Linked DNA regions of Homo sapiens: region 2 is linked to region 1. The links are chromatin loops, found by intact Hi-C in ENCODE. Cell type or tissue: ascending aorta. All regions are shown on one strand. Each heading gives the region's core, and the rest is flanking DNA. Links, peaks and the distances in the headings are about the cores only. Region 1 has its middle 130 kb from the start of UNC5B. Region 2 has its middle 70 kb from the start of UNC5B.

Region 1 (11,155 bases), core at 1,861-9,860:
CACTGCTACATCCCTAGTATCAAGTTAACTTGCCTAGCATTCATTGTGACCCCCTGGCACCGACTGTTATTTCTGGAATGCCTGGGGACAGCCCTGGCATGAGCCGGCACTTGCTCTGGTGCAGGAAGAATTCCCTTCTTGCACATGCACAGACATTTGGTATGCTCTGGACAAGGGCCTCCGAATCTTTCTAGTTCTCTTTCCTTGCATAACCAGTAGGCATTACCCTGTGGCTTTTTCAAGGCCCTGCATGGACATTTGGGCTTAGATTTCATCAGGCCGTGCCATTTTTAGCAGCAATGGTGTCTCACATTCCTCTCAAGCCTAATGGAGCCAAAACAGAACTTTTGATCCTGCTACCAAAACCTACTCCCCATCTCAGTAAGCGGCACTGTCACCCACTTCCTTATGCTGAAAAACTCAGGTGTCATCCTTGACTCCCCTTTCCTTTCTTCGCCACATCCAAACCTCCTGGTTCCCCAACAACTCCCATGCCATCTAACACAGTGATTGCCTTTCTATACAAATCTTCTTTCGAGAGAGAGACAGGGTCTCAGGCTGTCACTGAGGCAGGAGTGCAGTGGTGCACACAGCTCACTGCAGTCTCAACCTCCTGGGATCAAGCAATTCTCCTGCCTTAACCTTCCAAGTAGCTGGGACCACAGGTGCCCACCACCATGCCCGGCCAATTTAAATTTTGTGTGTGTGTGTGTGTGTGTGTGTGTGTGTGTGTGTGGAGATGGAGTCTTGCTTTGTTGTCCAAGTTGGTCTCAAACTCCTGGGCTCAAGTGATCGTTCTGCCTCTGCCTCCCAAAGTGCTGGGATTACAGGCATGAGCCACTGTGCCCAGCCACAAATCTGTATTAGCTTCCTATGGTTGCTGTGACACATTCCCACCAGCGTCGTGGCTTAAAAACAACAAGAATTTATCCTCCTGCAGTGCTGGAGGCCAGATGTCTGAGATCAGTTTCACTGGGCTGAAAACAAGGTGTCAGCAGGGACACACAGCCTCGGGAGGCTCTAGGGGAGAATTTGTTCCATGCCTTTTCCAGCTTCTGGTGGCTGCTGGCATTCCTTGGAGGTTTAGGCCCTCCCCCAGATAATCCAAGATAATCTCTCCATCTCAAAATCCTTAATTTAATCACACCTGCAATGTCCTCTTGTGCCATATAAAGTAATATTTGCAGGCTGCAGGAATTAGGATGTGGACATCTTTTGGGGGGCCATTATTCAGGCTGCCACACTATCTTTTTCAGCAGTTGATCCTGTCTTTGAAGATCTCTCCTCTCTTTGTTTCCGTGCATCTCCTTCCCCACTGGTCACCCCTTCTCAATCACTTTTGAAGACTCCACAAGCAGGGTTTCTGCCATTCATTCCATTTCTCAGGGTGAAAACCCGTGGGCTTTTTTTTGGTTTGGGGGCACAGAGTTTTGTTATTGTCGCCCAGGCTGGAGTGCAGTGGTGCGATCTCGGCTCACTGCAACCTCCGCCTCCCAGGTTCAAGCAATTATCCTGCCTCAGCCTCCCGAATAGCTGGGATTACAGGCGCCCACTACCACGCCTAGCTAACTTTTTTTTTTTTTAGTAAAGATGGGGTTTTACCATGTTGGACAGGCTGGTCTCAAACTTCTGACCTCAGGTGATCTGCCTGCCTCCCAAAGTGCTGGGATTACAGACATGAGCCACCATGCCTGGCCTGTCGGCCATTTTGATTCCACTTCCCCCTCATCCCCTTCCACAGATGCTTTATCAGCCAGTCCTGTTGGCCCAACCTCCAAAATACAGCCCAAACCTTCCATCTTCACATCTCCTAACTCATTTCTGTCTGCACAGCCACCCTCCTTCCTCACCCTCAGTAGGCTCTGCAGCCAAAGCAGTGTCTCAGAGTCTCTGCTGAACAGCCTCTCAGCCTGTCTCTGACTCCCACCATCATAGAAATGGCAGCCTCCATGTCCATGATAGTTTCCGCCAAGAATATCTTACCTCAAGGACAGGATGTGTGATGTTTGCTTTCTGCGCTAGGGCTTCTCTGATGCCACAGCATGGGACCCCAGCAGGAGCCTACATGGCATGGGCATGTGCAGTCTGGACGCACGTGGGGTAGTCCACCGCCCTGGGGAACCCTTGGTCAATGCGGGACAGGAGCCGATGCATGAATGCATCCCCCCATGGGTCGCGGTGTGGACAACTCCAAGAGGCATTCAATGTCCTGCACAGAGGTAGGTACAGGGATCACCTGGCCCTATGATGGCGAACAGTCCTGGTTTCCCATGATGGGGAACATCTCAGTAATGCACCCTTGGATTGGCTTTTCTCCTCCCTCTTTTCCTCTCCCTCATCCCTCATCTTAGATACCTGGGATCACCTTCCACATCAACTGCCTGCACACAGTTCCTTCCTTCAGGCCCTGCTTTGGAGGGTACCCAGGCGGAAACAGTGAACTTCCCAAAATGCCCCTCTCCCACCCCATTGAGAAGCTTTCAGTAGCTCCCAGCGTTCCTGTGTTAAGGAGGCAGCTCTTTCTGTGACCGATGAGGGTCTGAGATGTCTGGTCCCTGCCTGCCTTTCCAGCCCCACTCCCGCACCCTTCCCACTCCTATCCCAGCCTCACTGGCCTCCTTTCATGGCCCATAGCTCTCTTGAGTTGTCCCTTCCCAGGGCTTTTGTGCAAGCTGTTCCTTCTTCCTGGGGCTCTCTTGCCACCCCACTCCTCTTCCGGGTGACTCCAGTCTCTTCCTCACCTCTCAGCTCAGCATCATTTTCTCAGGGATGCGTCCCTTACACTCTGCACTGTGCATTCTCCTAGCGTACCTTTGGGTAACTTTTCCTTCTCTGAAATGTTAGTTATGGTTGCAGTTTTTATTTGTGTTACTATCTGATTAATGCCTGTCTCCATTCATTGATAAGCCCCAGGAGGATGGAGACTGTGTCAGGTTTTTTGTTTGTTTGTTTGAGACGGAGTCTCACTCTGTCGCCAGGCTGGAGTGCGGTGGCGCGGTCTCAGCTCACTGCAACCTCCGCCTCCTGGGTTCAAGCGATTCTCCTGCCTCAGCCTCCTGAGTAGCTGGGATTACAGGCATGCACCACCACACCTGGCTGATTTTTGAATTTTTAGTAGAGATGGGGTTTCACCATGTTGCCCACGCTGGTCTCGAACTCCTGGCCTCAGGTGATCCACCCACCTCAGCCTCCCAAAGTGCTGGGATTACAGGCATAAGCCTCCACCCCTGGTGAGGCTGTGCCAGTTTTTGCTCCCCAGGTATCCTCAAGGCCAGGCATACATTGTAAATATTCAGTATTTGTTGAATGAATGAAACGATGTATAATTATTCCACAATGCTAAAGGTATACCTAGTGCCACATTTATTTAGCCTTTCTAAACCAAATTAAATCCAGCTTCTGTGACCACCAAATAATACCAATAACCTTCCAGATTTCCTCCCAAGCCTTGGGCTGAACATATGTCCCAGGCTTATAAGAGTCCTGCAACAGCAGGCTGGGCCCCACGGCTTTGCTAGATGTATGGAGTCTTCACCACCATTCCTCCTTGCTTAGCCTTAATCAAGTACACACTCCCTTCCAAGGTTGGTGGCTCTACTGGAGAGTCCATCCCTTCACTGCCAGGTAGGCCAAAGGTCCTTGGCCTTGCCATACAGTGACCATACAGTCATCACAGCCTCGCCTAGTGAGCCTGTGGGAGGTCCATGTTCTCTCCCTTCCTGGGAGGCTGAAGGACTGTTCCCATCACAATAACACTCAGGTGCCAATTGTCCTGTGCCTCTCAATCCCAACACACATAGTCTTCCTTCCCACTGCTCTTTTCTTTCTCAAAGTGCTGGATGATCCTGAGCATCATGTCCCAGCCTAGAACCTTGGAGGAGCTTGTTTACCTTTACTGGGGAGGTGAGTGGCATGGAAACACAGCAGTTAGTTTCTCCCCTCTGCATGGTGGTAAGCTCTCTGCCTCCAAGGTCATCCTCTCCTGAGGATAGACAGAAAATACTAAAGCATCTACAATATTGAATTCTTTTTTTTTTCCTTTTTTTTTGTGAGACAGAGTCTCCCTCTGTTGCCCAGGCTGGAGTGCAGTGGTGTGATCTTGGCTTACTGCAATCTCCACCTCCCAGGTTCTAAGCGATTCTCCTGCCTCAGCCTCCTGAGTAGCTGGGATTACAGGCACGCACCACAACTCCCGGCTAATTTTGTATTTTTAGTAGAGACAGGCTTTTGCCATGTTGGCCAGGCTGGTTTCTAACTCCTGACCTCTGGTGATCCACCCATCTCGGCCTCCCAAAGTGTTGGGATTACAGGCATGAACCACTGTGCCTGGCCTACAATACCGAATTCTTAATGACTCAGCCTATTATACGACTTTGCATACAGCTGCAGGTGGCTGACAGTTATCTTCTACTGTGAGCCCATGATGCTGCATGACGAAATGTTTTGCCACCTTTTTTGGTGTATTGCTGTCCATGATGCTGAAGCATCCTTTGGTTCAGGGGTGAGTGGTTTCTCTTATTCTTTGTCTACTCCTCTCCAACCTTCCCCAGGACTCATGCTTTTTGTTATTTAGTTTTTTAATGGAAGATTTTTTTTTAAACTGTTGCCGCAGAAATAAAATCAGGCCTCTCGCTTCTCAATGTATGGGCTTTTGACAATTCTATCATGTTTCTAAAGATTAAACTTTTCCTTCTGGGATGTTATGGGAGGGCTGAGGCCCGTGTCCCCTCTGCACACTGTTTTCAGGTATCGGCGTGACCGGGAGAGATGCTGAGGCCTGGATGGGGGAGGCAGCGTATGCTTGGCCTGTCGGAAGCATGGCTGATTTCATTCATTTTCTTTGGCAAAATGCGGAGTAGATTCTTTCCACTTGGTTGCCTTAGCTAGAGGCCTCTGCGTCATCTTCAACTCCTCCATCCTTTCCCCTCTACAGCCTGTGAATCACCAATGCTAGCTCAGAATTGTGTTCATTCACTTATTTCCATACCACCGCTGTGGCTTTTATCAGACCTTCATCTCTGAATCAAGGTACCAGCTTCTCACAGATCTCTCTGCTGCCACATTAAACCTGCCAATCCCCCACACCACTTGGAGGTTCCCCATTGTACTCAAGTGTCTAGACCAAGCTCATTAACATGGCCTCAGGTTGACCAGCCCTGGTCCATCCCTCCCCTATGCCTCTGCAAATGCCCTACCCACCTTCACTCCCTCCACTCCTCTGTCTGGCAAAGTGCCCCGTCTTCCACACCCAGTCCAACGGCCCCCTTTCCTGGAGACTTTCCTGACCCTCTGGGCTCCCACAGGTCCACAGCCCCACACCACACAGCTCCTCTCTCCTCCCTCAGCTACAGCAGCCTCACCTTTCTATCCCAGACTCTCTGCACCAGGCCCAGCAAACGATACATGCTCAAGAATTTGCTGAACGCATATCTGGCTGGTAGATTTTATCTGGTCTGGCCTATCATTTAAGTCATCCTCAGAAATCAGCCTCTCTCCTGTCTACCTGCCAGCCATGACGGAGCTTCTCTTAGCCTCACTCCCTCTCACCAAAACGTGCATTCACTTCTTTAGAAGCATATAGTAGCTGTCCCCACCATCCTAGCTCCTGGCTTTCCAAAGCCTGAAGCCTGTGTTTGCACCATCTCTAACCCACTGTGGTTCCAATCTCTGGAAAAAAGGATTCCATTCCCTTTTGCCTGGAATAGCAATGGTTTCTGTGCAGGGCATTACTCACCTTTCAGTTACAAGGAGCTGAGAGTTTATGGTAGATCCAGCACAGCTGGTCTCAGACCCACATTTTGCTTGCTAGAGGATCTCATAGACTGTTTAATTCAAGGGTGATGCTTTATTTTAACATGGCAGTTTTTGGTCAGGGAGCCTGAATTACCTGCACAGTTCACAAGGCCTGGAAGCTGGAAATATTCTTCCCTAGGCCAGTACTCTGCTCTCTCCATTTTTCCTTCTCCTGCCATCCAGGAGCTGAGATCTCCCAGCATCTGCCCAACCCTCAGCCTGCCTAAAATGCTCCATGAATCATGCTCAGAACTAGGAAATTAAGCAAATATTTACTTCATGCATAGAAGAGAAGGAAATCTCCTCGGTTGGAAATGAGTCCTAATATCCCCCTGCAGGTGTGTCTCATTCACTCGGGCAGAGCCCGAAAGCACTTTTTCCCTAGGGCATGGGGAGGGACATGGGTCTGGAGGAGCCAGCGCTCAGGGTGGGAGGCAAGAAGACGAGGGGGCTCAGGCTTTCCGGGGTCCTGTTTTATGTGCAGGGGGAAGGGCAATATTCCCAGTATTGTGGATTTGGGGTTTGAGATGATGACTCCGTGTGGATGTAGGAGCCAGATGTGATAATAGAGGGAGAGGGAGATGTTACAGATGTGGGGGGCATGGTTCCAGGAGTGAGGAGAGGGACGGTGTCCCAAAGCAATGCAGAAGTAGTGAGACGGGGAAAAGGTTCCAGTGTGCATAAGGCTGAATGGAAGGCTCTAGGTGTGGGGCAATTTTAGATGTGGGTGGAGCACTCAAATTTAGATGTGGGTGGGGACATTCTGGGTCCGTGTACTGGGAATAGAATTCTAGATGTGGGATATCTGTGGAGAGGGTAGAATTCTAGGTGTGCTGAATGGGGACACGAAGGTAAGTGTGTCTGTGTTTGTGTGCATGTGTGTATTTGTGTGCGTGTGTGTCTATGTCTGGCCCGTGGGCCACCCGTTTGAGGCCCCAAGGGAATAGCGAGTGCTTTGGCTGACTAAAGGCATATGACAAAGGCCTTGAATGCCCAGCCCAACTGAAGCAGGAAATTCTTTAATAACACAGGGTGTCGCCTGCCAAGGATCACAAGGGAACAGTCGTTTCTGGATGGGGTATTACCCACCATCTTGTTATTAATACAAAGAGCTAATAGTTGATTGTAGCCTCAGCACCGTTGGCCTTGGCCTCCTATTTTGCTTGCTAGAGGACCTCTTTCCCTCTTTTTCAAGGCCTTCAACCTGAGGACCCATCTACAAAGTCCCCCTCCCCAACTTGCTCCCAGGCTGTTTTGCTTTATGTCCAGACCTGTCATCTCCCAGCCCAACACAGCACTCCAGCGAGCATTTCCAAGCTGCCCTGGCCCCGCCTGCTTCCTGCAGGGCTGGTCCTTTGGGGTATGACCCTCCCACCCGCTTCCAGAGTCACCTAATCCCCTTTCATCCCCCTCTGGCAAGGTAGACAGAGGAGGGGTCCAGGCACCCCAGCTCCCATTGTCTGTGCTCCTTGAAACGTTTAAAGGGATTAGGGGTTGGGGGCTGGGCGCAGGCCGCCTTCAGGGACACGTGTTCAGTGGCCGAGAAGATGAGATTCCTCTTTCTTCCATCCTGCTCGTCCAGAGGGCTGGCGAGTGCAAGATAGATGGCGTGGATAAGGAGGCATCCAATTAATTCCAATTTAAACCCAATTTGGTCTCCTTTATAATTAGAACAGCAGGTGTGTTTCAATAGTGGATTATCTCTCCCAGGCAGTTGTTTGTCATCACTCTGTCTTTACCGTGTCTTCCTGGACCACCCCACCCGATGGGAGAGATGGAGATGGGATGCAGGGCAGGGCATCGAATGGGGAGACTGCTGGGTAATGGTGCAGACAGGAGTGGCCACAGATGCTCTGCCTCATCTCAGCCCAGCTCTCACCTGAGAGAGCCCTGCTCTGTGCCTCAGTTTCCCTGTCTGTCAAATGGGGGAGGAGCATGTCAATGAACATTCTTTACTCCAACAGCCATAGCTCAGGAAGGGGAAGACACTGATGGGAGATCTAGAAGGTGAGGCCACAGGAGCTCAGCAGGGGAATTGGAGAAACGGGCACTGCTGTGTGACCCCGGGTGAGTCACTGACCTTTCTGTGCTTCCGTTTTCTCACCTGCCAAACAGGACAGTGATAATGATCATCTGATACAAGATATCACTTAATAAAAATGTCTGAAAATGGCCCCACAGCTAAAGGTTTTCAAGTGAACTCTCACACAGAAGGCCCCAGCATCCCTCCCCACCCCTTCCCTACAGAAGTGCTTTGGGAACACACTAGTCAAAAACCACAGTCAGAAAATAGGAAGTGGGTGGCCCTACCTTAGCTCTGCCAGGGATTCAGGAGGTTTCCAGGGGAACTTCAGATATGATCCTGAAGATTCCAAAACCCTCCTGGGAAAAACGCAGTTCCTGCAGCAGTTGCAGGGTTCCCATGATTGAGTTTGAGTTGAGTCACATGGGTGGGAGGCCTGGGGTGGCTGCCCCCAACTCTTCCGACTGTGTGGGCCCTCTGCAGTCTGGCATGTACATTTCCAGTCTGTGTTTGTTTGGGCCTTGGCCCCCCACAACCTATCAAGTTGACAAGGCAATTGCCATCATTGCCATTGGCGGGTAAGGAAACTGAGGCTCAGGGAGGAAAAAGTAATTGCTTAAGGCCAGCGTGTTCTTTCAAGGCAGAGCAAGCTCAATGGCCCTGAGTCCTGAGTCTAGCCATGCCCTGGCACCCATTCCTCATTTTGCAGATGACACACCCCAGGCACCCAGCTCCAGCACTGGACCACTGGCTGGTGGCTTTTTCCCAGGCTCTGGGGATCTATCCACAAGGGTCAGGGTCTGCTCTGGGCAACACAGAACCCCTTGCCCACAAACTCCGCCACCCTCTCCCTCCCCACCGCTCAGCACCAGGGCCTTAGCCACCACCTGCAGCCTCACAAATCCTCCCAGGGACGTCTGGGTAATTAGGAGATTCTTCATTTACTGATGACGCTTCTCATTACCCAGCATGAACACACACTTGTTCCCTTCACAGCGCCCAGGCGGGGCTGTGGGATTGGTGGGATTGATGGGTTGGGCAGGCCTGGTGCCTCCTCCCCCAGGCTGTAAGATGGCTGTCTTTGCCCATAGGTGAGAGATCCTGAGGGCACTGGCTCTCTGCCTTCTCCGAGGGCTGGGCCTTGTGCTTGGCATCCCTGCATTGAACCCACATAGTCACCACCCTCTGCTTGACTGTCACTGCCTTCTCTTTTACACGAGGAGATGGAGGCTCAGAGAGGCCAAACCACTTTCCCAAAGTCACAAAGTGGGTGGGTGAAAAAAATATAGGCGCCTCCCCCCTACCCCTGCCTAGAGCCCCATATATATATATATACACGCACAGTTCACTGGATCCAACAATTTGAAAATTCCTAATTTTACAACTAAATGTGAAAGGAAAGCCAAAATACCTGATTCAGGAACAGCCAACTTGCCCTCAGAGGAGCGGTCTCAGAGTTTGTGGTGAGAGGCCACTGCAAGGGTCGAGTCACCACTCGGCACTGGGCCTCCAGCTTCCCCAAGACAGGGCTCTGGAAAGGCTCTGAAGCTCTGGTACTGGCGTGGACACTCCCCAGGCAGCCTGGCTTGGAGAGTTTGGGTTTCTTTGCTGACCTATCTGCTGAACTTCTGCGTATGGATGCATCACAGAGTCTCTGGAACCAGAGGGTGGGACGGGAGGCCCCTGAGTCTCCTTCCCCACACTCAGGCTTGCTGTCACTCTAAGGCACTGAAACTTGCCTAGGGAAGTTCCTGCTTAGAGCTAATATGAGTTTCTCCAACTGCACTGGAGAGGAACTCCTGTACTAAACCAGAGGAAAGTCCTGAATTGCGGGGGGAAGGGATGCTGGGGAGTGAAGATGGGGAACTTAACGTGTCAACATCTCTCAAAGGCTGGAAACATGAGGCTCTTGCCAGAAAAGGTTTTTGTGTCCTGAGGGAATTACATAACAGCAGTATAGTTTATTTATATATGTAAATATACATATGTATATATATATATATACATGCATGCACACACATTTTGTGGTATTTGTGTGAACTTAGAGTGCAGTATGAAAGCTTAAAGCTGACAAGTGAAATTGAGTTAGCAGGGCGATCCTTATTCCTGATTCATGACTTCACCAGGCACTTGTGCAGGCTGCAGGGCTGGAGAACCGGTGGCAGCGGGAGCCGGCGACCCAGGCACCAGTTGAATTATGAGCCACAATTTATAAACCATTACGTGCTGTGGGTTCCAGGGATATTTATTGCAGTCTGACCACTTGCAATTCAAAACTCAGTTTTGCAAATGGGGAGGAGAAAGACACCTTAAAAATGTGTCTTAGAGCCAGGCCTCCCCTGAGGCTGCCTTAAGTCAGCCTGCAGTCTACAGGCCTGGGGATAGATAGACGCCCATCCCCTAACCTCTCCCTCCACATACCCCAGTCCCCCTGACAGTAGCACCCAAGAGGCTCAGTCCATTTTGTTGGAGTAAAGACTTCATCCTATTTTTATGGATAGAATCCAAAAGGAAGATAAAAGAAATCCACCATTTATTAACCTCCTACTATGTACTAGGCACCACGGGGAGGTGCTTGCTTCATAACAAGCCTGAGAAAGAAGTATCCTTAATCCCCCATTGACAGCTGAGAAGTTGAGGCCCAGAGAGAGGCATTGATTTATTCCTAGAGGCTGTACAACATTATGGTTAGCAGCATGGGCTTTGGAGCCAGACTGCAGGAGGATCCAATAATGTTTGTGACATTGGGCAAGAGACTCAAGCTCTCTGAGCCTGTTTCCCCAACAGAAAAAAAAAAATAGGGATTATGACCGACAATATGTGGGATGGAACTTTAGGAAGACTGAATGCATGGTAACTATTTATTAGGATGAGTACATCTGGTAGAACGAATGGCAGACTTGAGACCAGGTTTGTGGCACTCCAAAGCTCCAGCTCTTTCCACTCCATTACCTTGCCCATCAAGTTGAGTGACTTACTCAGGCCCACAGCCAAGGAGGGCATCACCAGGGAGCCTAGCCACACTCTTCCTACTTCTCTTCCCTTGGGGTCATCACCCAAGCAGCTCCTTTACTTGGCCACTTGCCAGTTGCATTTGGTGGGGAGCAGATTGATAGGATCTCAGCTTGTTCCTCGAAAAGTCCCACAGAACCCAGTGAGATCTGGGGTCTGCAGAACACAGTGAGTCTCAAGCATTCCACCATCAAACAATTTGAGACACCCTGGGTCTGTCACAGCTGCACTGGTTTCTCCCCTGCAGACCTTCTCAGAGCCTTCACTACACCATGAGGCATCTTGTGGCTCCCTGAGAAGGTGCTACGGTCTGAATATGTGTGTCCT
Region 2 (11,155 bases), core at 1,786-9,785, 56 kb before region 1:
GTTCTGTCTTCTCCCAGGTGGGACTTCCTGACATCCTCTAACTCGGGGTTATCTCCATGGCCAGCAGCATGGAGGAAGATGTTTTGTGTCTTTGTCTGTGTTCTGGGTCTCCCAGTGACTGCTCTCCCTAATCTTGACAGGCTGCTGCTTCACTTAGACTCTAACCTCTCCCGTTTGCTCACATCAGTATTCATCAAGACTGATCTGATGGATGTTCCTTGTACTGGTTTTGGATGTCTAGGTACTAAACTGGCCTTGGACTACTAGGGTATGGGGCTGTGGTGGCTGTGGATGAGACACTTCAGTGTTTTCTCTGAACCCACTCTGAATACACAGATGGGGCAAATGTGGGTAAGACCCTGCATTTCTCATGATCTCACTCCTGGTTACCTACATGCAAACTTTCTTCCTCTTTTTGACATCAATTACCATCCTGAACTTTGGGTCACGTAGCTGAGCACTCTCCCCTCCCTGAAGGAGGCAGTTGTGTGACTGTAGCAGGGAAGGATTAATCCTCAGGCAGGGAAGCATCCCTAGGCAGTGGCTCACCAGCCTTCTTTCTGGCATCTGGCCTGTTCTGCCTCATATTGTTGAGGTTCTTATCTCTGGTGTTAGTTGGGGTACAATGGTGACCAGGGAAAATAAGCTGAGTTGATGGGATACTAGGAGTCCCCATCACTCCCTGAGGGTGGCCCAATCAGCCAGGTAGGATATATGGACATGCTTAACACTACATGTATAGTGATGCCAGGCAAGCTGCCCACAGGACTCTTATAACTGAGGCCACAGATCACCTACGTATAGAGGTTCTTAGACTAAGTCAAGGCATAGCACTATCAGATGCAGAGAGAAACTAGGGGTGATATTGGAGAAGGAGCTTATTTCATTCTTTCCCAACTTACAAGATTCACCAGAAGATAGGTTTAAGTGCTCAAATCCTCCACCTTGAGTCTCTTTGGAGAGACTGGGATGTTCTGTGGCAACTCCAGAGGCTTGGAAGGCTTTGGAAGCTGAAGGTCCACTTGCTGGCACTTGTCCTGAGCTGGTCCAGACTTTGGGACTCCTCTTTGAGATCCAGTGTCTGATTTCATGGGCATCAAGTCATGCCCATATAAAATATGCCAATCCTCGTGTCTAGACTGTCATTTCTATCCAGAAATAAGGCTGAAATTCCCTATGTCTGCAGGGAGAAAGCAAGTTATAGCCTTGCTGGAAGCACTGGTGGTTCTGAGTGGCATAACTCTTTCCTGTGACACTAAGTCAGCTGGTGCTAGGACCCTAGCAGCTAAAGTTTTCCAACTGGGCTATCCAGGGAGGACTGGGGCCAGATACAAAGGGGGCTGGGTGTTAGCCAGGAATCTGAGGATGTCTTTATCACATTGTATAAGGGGAGAACAAACGGTCTTGCCTGTATAGTATCCTTGGGCCTCTTGAGTCTTGTTCCTTCTCTTTTCTACCACCTCAAACGGGAGTGGCCTTGGGGATATAAGAAAGAAAAGTGGCTGTGGGGATGGGATTGCTGAACAGGGCTACATCGAGGTAGAAGCTGCTTTGCCTACAGTGTTCTAGACTAATATCCTAGGAAACAAGCATGAGAAGCCTAGAGGGTTCTGGGAAGATGTTAACTTCTGTGGGCTTCCTCACCCTAGCCCTAGGATGTGCTGAGGTAGAAACAAATGACCCAGGCAGAGGGCCTCTGCTGGGTATGGGTGACAAAGCAGGGCAGGGCGGTAAGACACTGGATCTCATGGGATCTGACTCTGGGTCCAGGCAGCATTTCTGGGGATGATGGAATCTGTTTAGACAGCAGAAATTGGGGAAAGAAAAGGGGAAAGAGGCCAGTAAACACCCAATGGTTGGTGTAGAAGTTTGAAGCTCTCTATAAGGACCTGAGGTCTAGCTTAACACAAAATAATGCAGAACTGTGGCATGGAACTAGCTTCAAACGGCTTAAGCCCAGACGGTTTTGTAGAGAAAACTGTGGGGAAATCGGGTCCATCTAGGTTCTCACGTGGCCCTCCCAGCCCTGAGACCTGTTAGTGACAGACAAACTTCAAGCATTATAACATCATAGTCTAGGAGATGGGAATAGGCTCCCAGGGCCAGACTGTCTATGGAGAGAAGTCTTGGGGTATCTCTCCTGGGTACTGTGGCCTCCCTAACTCTCTGCCTCCTCACAGGGAGATCTGTACTATTGGGAAGCCGTGACTATGCTCTCACAACATCCTAGTAGCATGGCTCTGGAGCTGGTCCTCTGTCCTGAGCAGAAGGTGGCTCTACATGAGGCTGTCCAAGCCATCACTTGTTCCTGGCCTGACCACATCTAAGACTAGGCTGAGATCACAAGTACATATATCCTACAAATACAGGGGTTCCTTATTTTCTCCAACTCGAGCCCCTTGAAAGGATAAGAGGCCCTGTGGGGAGAATAGGTAGGAGGCTATAGGTTAGAGTAGGGAGAACCAACCCCCTGCAACAGCTAGGTCTGAGGGTAAAGGTTAGAATGGTAGAGGGGGAAGTGCTGCTGTCTTAGACTGTGCCCAACTTGTGGGCATTCTTCAGAGCCATGCAAAGACTAGGTGGACTGATCTGGTCTGAAGCACTGGCAGCTATGAGATGCCACCCAACGTTAGAACTTTCCAGATTCTTTGTAAAAGGTTTTGGTGTTTCAAGTCAACAGTATGTGTTCCTACTTAAACCAGAATTTGTGTTGGACCAAGCTGGAGTTTGAAGCCAGACACTGCTGAGCTTGGTTGGGGGCCCTGATCTCTATGTAGACCTCAGCAGAGGATGACACTGGCCAGTTGTGGCCCTGCAGCTGGGCATCCTCACCCTGACACTGAACGGAACACGTGAGCAGTAGATTCCCCAACAGTCATTGCTGTGGAGCAGCCAGGAAATCTTCCCAGCAGGCATGCAGCTGGCACAGGAGAAAACTAGGGATCTTTCTTATCTTTCTCTGGGAGCACTGGTCTTTCCCACAAGCAGCATCTGATTCTCCCCTTGGAGTCCAGGACACACAGGGAACTAGAGACCCACATGACTGAGTAATGTGGGCTCCATTCAACTCTGAACCTGTCCAGGCTGGCCCATGGGATAGGTGGGGCTGTCTGGCTCTGGGAAGACATGCTGAGAAGACCAAGCCACCTCTGCTCAAAGGACTTACAGTTCTTGCGTGGGGCTCATCCCTATACTACATGACTTGGTTACTATTCCTTCTGAGAATCTGCAGTTGCCTCACAGACTAAACCTCTTGCTAAAACAAGACTTCAGCCTCAAGGCCCCTGGTTCATACTCAGCAGAAGTATCTTCCCACATCTGCCTTAAAGCCTCCCACATTCTTGTTACAGCTCCTGGACGTCTATTCAGGTAAAACCTCCCCTATCCACAGTGGCATTTGGGTTTCTGCTTGTACCTAGTTAGGTGTGGACCTACGTTGAGTACTGTCGCCCATTCTATCAGGGGTCCTGAGGGCACTGAGCAGCCCCTTCAGGCTGACCAGGCCAGTAGCTGAGTCCTTGTCTCTACAGAACCCAGGGCTCTACCAGGGGTGACTTTTCTGACCCCCCTTTTACCTCTGTAGGTTCCAGGACTCCTGGGGAAGAGTTGGCAGACTTGGGCCAAAGCCAACATGAAGAACCAGAAGTAGCAAACACGTATGTCTGCTAGAGGCAGATCAGGGCCTAGACTACTTATGCTACCCACTGGCTACCCGTGACAGGTTGAGGGGTGGGGTGAGATGTGCCTACAGGGCCTGAGGCTGTGATGTAGCCCTGGGGGCCCAAAGTCTTCATGCCTTCGCTATGGCTGAAGGTCAAGCCTCTTCTCTTGGGAGAGATGAGACCAGGAGAGTAGAAGACAATGTATTATATACTCCTGTTCCTGGACTAGCCTCTGAGGCCTGTGGCTAGAAGGGGTGCAGATGATCACAAAGGGTAAAGGGATGAGGGGGGCTGACAATTGCAATCTAGACTCCAGTGTGCCATCCTAACAAAGCCATGAAAGTCTTTTTCTTTTTGCTCAGAAGCAGGTACTGCCCCATTAGCCTAGTAGCAGTAGCCCTGCAGCCCAGGCTTTGTGTGGAAGCTGGCCTTCTCATGGTGGCTATGGTTTGGCATAGGGACATTCCCTCGGTGGCTCTTGAGTGAAGGCACTCCCAAGCATTTGCCTTGGAGACTGGATTATCTCTCCCTTAGCTGTGGTACAAGAGACTTCGGGGCTTTCATCCTATGTGAACAGGGTAAGGACCAAACCTGGGAAAGTCAAGGTTATATAGACAAAACTAGCCTTGCTTGCTATCCCTGGCCACCTGGATCTGAGTCCCTCTGCCTGTGTTTGGGGTATTCTTTACCCTCTATCTTAGTGGGAAGTAGCACTCACTTGCTCTTATAGCAACAGAAATTCCAATAACCTTTCTCCCAGTCCCTCTTGCAGGTAGAGAATAGACACGTGACCTAGGCTCCGTGGATCAGACGAATCCTTCCCAGACTTGGAATAGAAGCCAATGAGGCAAAGTTTCTAGGACTGGATACCTTCCCAACTGACAGTTGCAACAAGACCAAGCTTTGGGCAGCTCTGGCAATGGCCACACCTACATCCTGCCAGTGGGACAGCGTTTAGTGCTTGGTGGGGCCAATGTATCCTCAACCAGGCAGGTCTGTGGTGTGGCCTCGGAACCTCGGGCCCTAGTATTCCTGTGAGTTCTGCGGGCCACCCCTAGTTTTCATCATGAGTTCTTTCTGCTTAATCTGGCAAAACTGTTTTGTTGCTGGTGACAAAGAATGCTGGCTGAGAAGTTGCTAGCTGGGCTGGCTGCAGGAAACTGTCTTCAGGGAAATGACTGGTATGCTGGCCTGGTTGGGGCTGAAGTTGGTGACAATCCAGCTGGTACTAAGTTGAGGCTCCCACAGCCTGTGGCATGTGGAAACTAAACAAATTCTCACTGAGAATGAGATGTCCTTAAAGCTGTTCTGCCATCACCAGCTTAATCACCTTTGTCACACCTTTCATGTTTTAAAGGAGTAGCTTGCCACTCAAAGCCTCGCCTTTAGTAGACTGGTGGCTGCTGGGCCTCACTTCTCTTTAGAAGGCACCACAGTACCCTGGGCTGCTTTGGTTTTTGAAAATGGTTTATGTCACACTCAAGCCTCATCGGTGGTGATGTGACAGACTGGCAGCTTCGAGTGGTTCTCAGAGTAAGCAGAGACTTGGCCGGCACAGGATGGAGCTGCAAAGCCCTGCCACTTGGTTCCTGTGTCCCAGCAGGATGCTGGCATCCAAGCCTCTAGCGAACGAGGCCACTGTTTGGAACTTCCAGCAAGCCCCCAGCAGCAGGGGAATCTTGGTGGAGGCCTCCAGGGTTTGAGGGTAGAGCCAAGCTGCCTTCCACCTGTAGCTGCTCTTGAAGTGTGGTGCTTGCTATTTGGTCCCTACAGAAAGTGAATACTGCCTATGTGATCAGGGTATGAGTTGACACACCTCGCCATCACCGGGCATGCCCAGTGGTCTCAATTGAAGTCTTTTGTAGGAGGGCACCAGCAGTCCCTAAAATCATGTAAGTAGCATGAACAGTTGGCTGATGTGTACGCCTAATTCTATTGCACTGTTACCCACACCTACAACTCGTGCAGAAAGCCTAGGGACTCATAAGTGGCTCTAGACAACACACTGGTATCAGCTGGATAGACTGCTATGGCATTCTAGCCCCATTCAAGGTGACCCTGAAGGACCATCGGGAAGGGATCTTCCTAAAGGGCAGGACTTTGCACAGGCCACTGTCTCTTGCCTAGAAGGGTGCAGTCTAAAATGAAGATCTACATAGATCTATGGTTGGAGGCTAAAGATGTGACTGGCTGGTCATGGACTTGGAGCAAGATTACATGAATAGTGACAAGGAGGTTTAGGAAAGGAATGTACAGATTGGGGGCCTTAGAACCGATTCCAAGTGTGAGATCTCTTGTGAAAGCTCATGAAGGTATGACTCTAGACAAGGATCTTGCTAAATGAGTGGGGCTCCTGCCCTTAAAATGGTCAGCTTCCTTCCCTAGTCAACCCTGTCCTTGCTTGAAGGAGTCATGGATGAGCAACCATGGGAGGAAGGAGTTAAGGTGCCCCGCATGGCATCTGTAACTTGCCTTTCTCCCAAGGGCTGAACTCTCAGCTGCTAAGACCAACTTGAAACAGCGACCCTGGGCCCCCTAGTAAAGCATCTTAATACTGGGAGACACAGCCATCTACCAGTCCCCATTTGCCTTCTACCATGGAGTGGGAGGGTACTGGCCATTTGTCATGACCCAATATTCCTTGGATTTATACCTGTCCCTGCCTGACAGGCTTGCTTGAAAAATACGATCTGTGAATTTGACATTCAGCTTCATTGTTCACCATACAGCATTGCAACTGACAAAGGGACTCCTGCCTCAGCACAAGTGAATCGATAGGCAGAAGCCCATGGCTATTGTGCACCTCGACTCCCAGGAGCAGCTGACTCTATAGAATGGTGAGAAGTCTTCCGAAACCTCCATTATGGTGCTACCTGGGATTCACTGCTTTGGGAGGCTGGAGTACTGTTAATAGAAGGGGTGGCATGTGTTCTGAACCAATGACTGTGATAGTATATTCCTCATATACAGACTGCTTGGACCCAGATACTCAACAGTAGAAACAAGGTACCTCTCAATGTAACAGCTAAAGTCCTACTCCTAACTTGACTTGCCCTCCTGGGTTTGTGGATTCTGCTAGTTTTAGAAGTCTTAGTAACTTAGGGAAGAATGCTTCTACCAAGGGAACACAACTTTATCACTAAAGCAGAAGTGGGGACAGCCTCTGGTCACTTGCACCTGCCGCTTTGAACAGGCAAATGATGGTTACAGAGCTGGCTGGGGAGTTTGCGTCAAAGATCGCCCTCTCCGCAGTAGAGGCAGGGGAAGTAGTCCAGGGAGTCCCAGGCCAACCTTCTGCCACTCAGGGGTGGGTGAATAGATGACAGCCTAACCCTGGCCATACTACCAAGGGTATACATCAGTAGAAAGACTTCAGATCATTCCACCACCTAAATTAGCTGAAGATGTAGATTAAGGGAAAGGAAACAAATAACCTAGAACTGTTCCTTCTAGGGCTCCTGGGGGTTGTGGGAAGTTTGAACAGTAAGAATCCAGTATTCTTTGCCTCCTTGTCCTGAGGAACAGCCAGGACAGTGCCTGGCCTGCCCTCCTCACTCCAGCAGTGCTTTGCTTAGTCCCCCAGACACAAACCTACTTCGGCCTGTGGTAAGGAATACCACTCCTGTCTTTGACCTCAGTGCCAGGTGGGCTAGAGGGCTCTGATGGAAACTTAGCCATGGTGTGAACTTGATTGCCAAACTTCAGCTGGAGGTGGAGGTACCAGCTGGCGATAAGGCCTTGGATAAGACGATCCAGGAGAGGACAGTCACACGCTCTCTATTCACTGCTGCCTCTTGTGTCTGCCCTGAATATCTAGGGCAGAGCTGGATAGAGCTGCCCAGATGCAGCTCATGTCTTTAAAAGCTTCCTAATTGGTCTCTGGGTTTTCATTCCTGTTCTCTTCCCATCTATCCTCAATGTTTCAAGTGTAATTGTTATAAGCACACAACATGGGTCTTCCCTGACAGCCCATGACTCCTAGTAGAAATTCAGATACTGTCTAGCAGAGCCCTGACTCCAATCACTTGCTTCCAGAAACAATTGTCTCACCCCTTTATATCACCTGGGTTATTCACTGTGCATAGAACTCCAAGGCACCCTGGTGCCCAGGAGATAAGAGCAGCAGTGCTTAGTATGGGCTGGGTGTGAAGTCTGGAAGACTCAATCCACTGTTTCCGACTGAGGAAGGTAAGGTAGGAACTGCACCATGCCTCGCTGTGATGCTCCTGTGAGTGGGGCTTGTCGAGAGAAGGTGACTATTAGCAGGGTATGGTGGCTCATGCCTGTAATCCCAGCACTTTGGGAGGCTGAGGTGGGTAGATCATGAGGTCAGGAGTTTAAGACCAGACCGACCAACATGGTAAACCCCCTCCCCCGTCTCTAGCAAAAATACAAAATTTAGCCAGATGTGGTGGGGTGCACCTATAATCCCAGCTACTTAGGAGGCTGAGGCAGGAGAATCACTTGAATCTGGGAGGCAGAGGTTGCAGTGAGCTGAGATCATTCCACTGCACTCCAAGCCTGGGCAACAGACTCCGTTCCCCCCCAGAAAAAGTGACCATCGCTAATACCTACCTGGCACTTAGGGTGCTGTTATGCATTTGCCATGTATGAACTCATTTGGTCCTCACAGCCACATGGAAAGTACTGTCCTCTTACAAGCGAGGACACAGAAGCCTAGAGGAGTCATTTGCCTAGGCTTACATGGTTGGGAAGTGGTAGAGCCAAGACTTTATTTCAGGCTGTCTAGTCCCAGGGTATATACTTCTTCCCCAATATCTTATGAGAACTCAAATATAGAGCCCAGTTGACAGAACCTTAGCACCCATCTCTTAACATTTCACAAAGCTTGTTTTGTCACTTTATACCCTATCACCCATTAATATTTTTTTTTTTGTTTGTTTTTGAGATGGAGTTTCACTCTGTCACCCAGCCTGGAGTGCAGTTGTGTGACCTTGGCTCACTCCAACCTCCATCTCCTGGGTTGAAGTGATTCTCCTCACTCAGCCTCCCAAGTAGCTGGGATCACAGGTATGTGCCACCATGCTGGCTAATTTTTGTATTTTTAGTAGAGGTGGGGTTTTGCCATGTTGGCCAGGCTGGTTGCATTTCAAAATAAGTTGCAGTCGTCTGTATACTTTCCCTAAATACTTCAGCATACATATGAACTGGAGTTTGAGATTTCAGTTTTGTTTTTTGATGTAAAATTGACATGAACTTATGCTTTCAACCACCATGCTCTACTGCTGTGCTCAGGGAACACAAGACAGGCTAGGCCATCAGATGGTAATTTTGCAAGTGTTCACTGAACTGTCATATGCAAGAGGACTCATGGTTATGAAGGTACAAGAAACTCCCTGCTACGGGAGCTCACACCAGATGCAAAATTGAGCAGCACCCAGTTTGGAACACGGAGACACAATGGAAGAACAAGCATGAGGCAATCCACACAAAATCAGGGAAGGTTTCGCGGAGAAGGTGCTGGGTGGAGTTTTGAAGTAGGACACAACTGGCCGGGAATGGCATCTCAGGTGGCAGGCACTGCAAAGCCAGGGAGGTGTGAAGTGGGGTGGCTTACACAGCTGCAGGTAGCCTGGTGTTGCTGGAACATAGAATGGGCATGGGAATGTGGTTCTCTATTGCTGCAAGAAATTACAAACGATGACTGCAGACTTGGCTCAAAACAACGTGTACTTGTAGTTTTGGGGGTCAGAAGTCTGAAGTGGGTCTCACTGGGCCAAAATAAAGGTGATACCAGGGATCCCTTCTGGAGCCCCAAGGGAGAGATCTGTTTCCTTACATTTTCCAGGATCTAAAAACTTTCTGCAGTCTTGGCACTCGGCCCCCTCCTGTCTTCAAAGCCAGTGATGCTGGTGGCATCCTATGCTGCATCATGTTGGCATTGCTTTCTCTGTCACATGGTATTTAGCTCTCTTCTTCCATTATGAGGACCCTGGTGATTACACCTAGGGCTCACCTGGATAATCCAGATCATCTCAAGATCTGAGCCCCTTTTGCCATGTGAAGTAACACAAGCCTGGGTTCCAGTTGTCAGGATGTGAACATCTTTGTGGGAGCCAGTATTCCACTGGCCATGGAGGGACTGGGTGGCAGGGACACTTAGGGCTATGTGAGCTTGGTCTTGGGCTGAGCCTCCTGGGAGGAGGCAGCTTTGGATGGACTTGACCTGGCAGAGAAAGGGCTGAGTGGCATGAGGAGAGGGGAATAGTCCAAGTCTTCTCTACTTGTCAGGCTTGGCATGGAGGATGAATTTGCAAACTGAACAAAGAATGAGGTGAGCCTGGCTGGCGGCCAGGTGCAGTGCGGGGAGCAGCCAGTGTTGAGCTGAGTGGGAGATCTTCCAGGGAGTGAGCCGGGGACCACAGCAGGAGGGCGGGGCTCTCTACTCGTGAGGGTTAAGACAAGTCTATTACTGTTTCCTTGTCACTCTGTCACCCATCTAATGGCCATCGATACTAGTTGAATGAGAATTGATGGGGAGATATAGATTTAATTAACCCCAGTGTCAGCGGCTGCCGGGCCACCAGTTTGTGTGTTAATAGAGCTGCTGCCCGGCCTCTCCTGGGCTTTGGCTGGGAGCCCGAGGCCAGAGGAGCAATTCTGCTCGGCAGCGGAGGTGGCCCGGCAGAGGGAGGAGAAGCAGGAGCTTGGCTTGGGCTGCTGCTGTCTTCCACTGAGACCTGGCAGCCACCTTGTCGGTCATGACTGGGCCACCTGGCTCTGCTCTCTTGGCTGGAGATCTGAGCAGGGTGAGGAGGAGGACCCAGAGCCCACTGTGCCTCCTTGGCCTGAAGACGAGCGCCCTGGAGGTTCTACCTGGCATCCAAGTCACTCAGTGCAGCTCTGTTCTTGGTGGCCCCCTGCTCAGTGCCTGGGACTGAGACCCCCAGCATAGTGTACATTCTCCATGCCTGAACTCTCCCTGTCCCTCTGTTTTTCTTGGTCTAGATGCCACCCATGCTCGCAGCATGCTCCTTGGGTACCCGCCCTCCTGTGTTACCCACCCCAGCCCCACCTTCACTTTATTTCTTGATGGGCTTTTTCATAGCTGCCTTGTGTGCTGGCTTGACCCCTCAGCTGTGCAATCAACTGAGCATGACTGTGCTGGCAGTGGTGCCAGGAGGCTGCCCCTGCCTTGGACACCCATCCTTTGTGTAACAGCAGGGCCCATCTTCCCATTCTATAAAATGGGAGTTTGCATAAGATGAGTGGCCCCAAGCAGGCAGTGCTGCTGGGCACCCAGCTCCTGAGGCCCACTGTCTGGGCTTCTGACTTTCTCTTGTGTAAGGTCCCATGGTGGTGACTGGTAATGAGGGGACAGGAGGGGGAAGGACTCTGTTCTCTTTGGGATGGTAAACTCGCAGCACAGGAACCCTGTTGGTTTCACTGAGGACCGTGTGCCCAGCATGGTGGAAGCTCCATATTTGTTGAATGCACACTGCGATTGGGCCTGCCCCAGGGGCTGACCATGG

Evidence for each region. Peaks named below come from ENCODE experiments on the same cell type or tissue, not always from the same donor. Only the 100,000 strongest peaks of a DNase experiment are listed, where the experiment ranks them.
Region 2: a loop joins it to region 1, with 2.6 times the contacts of the local background. A loop is called at or near these places in 2 of 110 quality-filtered maps.

The regions. Positions count from the first base shown.
Region 1 is chr10:71,081,943-71,093,097 of GRCh38, reverse strand. No RefSeq gene overlaps it. Among named protein-coding and RNA genes, the nearest start is that of UNC5B, 130 kb to the left of the region's middle. In ascending aorta, for the core only: no CTCF peak of the experiment used is centred there; DNase peaks (open chromatin) are centred at 4,887, 6,787 and 7,297; H3K27ac peaks cover 1,232 bases.
Region 2 is chr10:71,137,464-71,148,618 of GRCh38, reverse strand. No RefSeq gene overlaps it. Among named protein-coding and RNA genes, the nearest start is that of UNC5B, 70 kb to the left of the region's middle. In ascending aorta, for the core only: no CTCF peak of the experiment used is centred there; a DNase peak (open chromatin) is centred at 4,828; H3K27ac peaks cover 1,599 bases.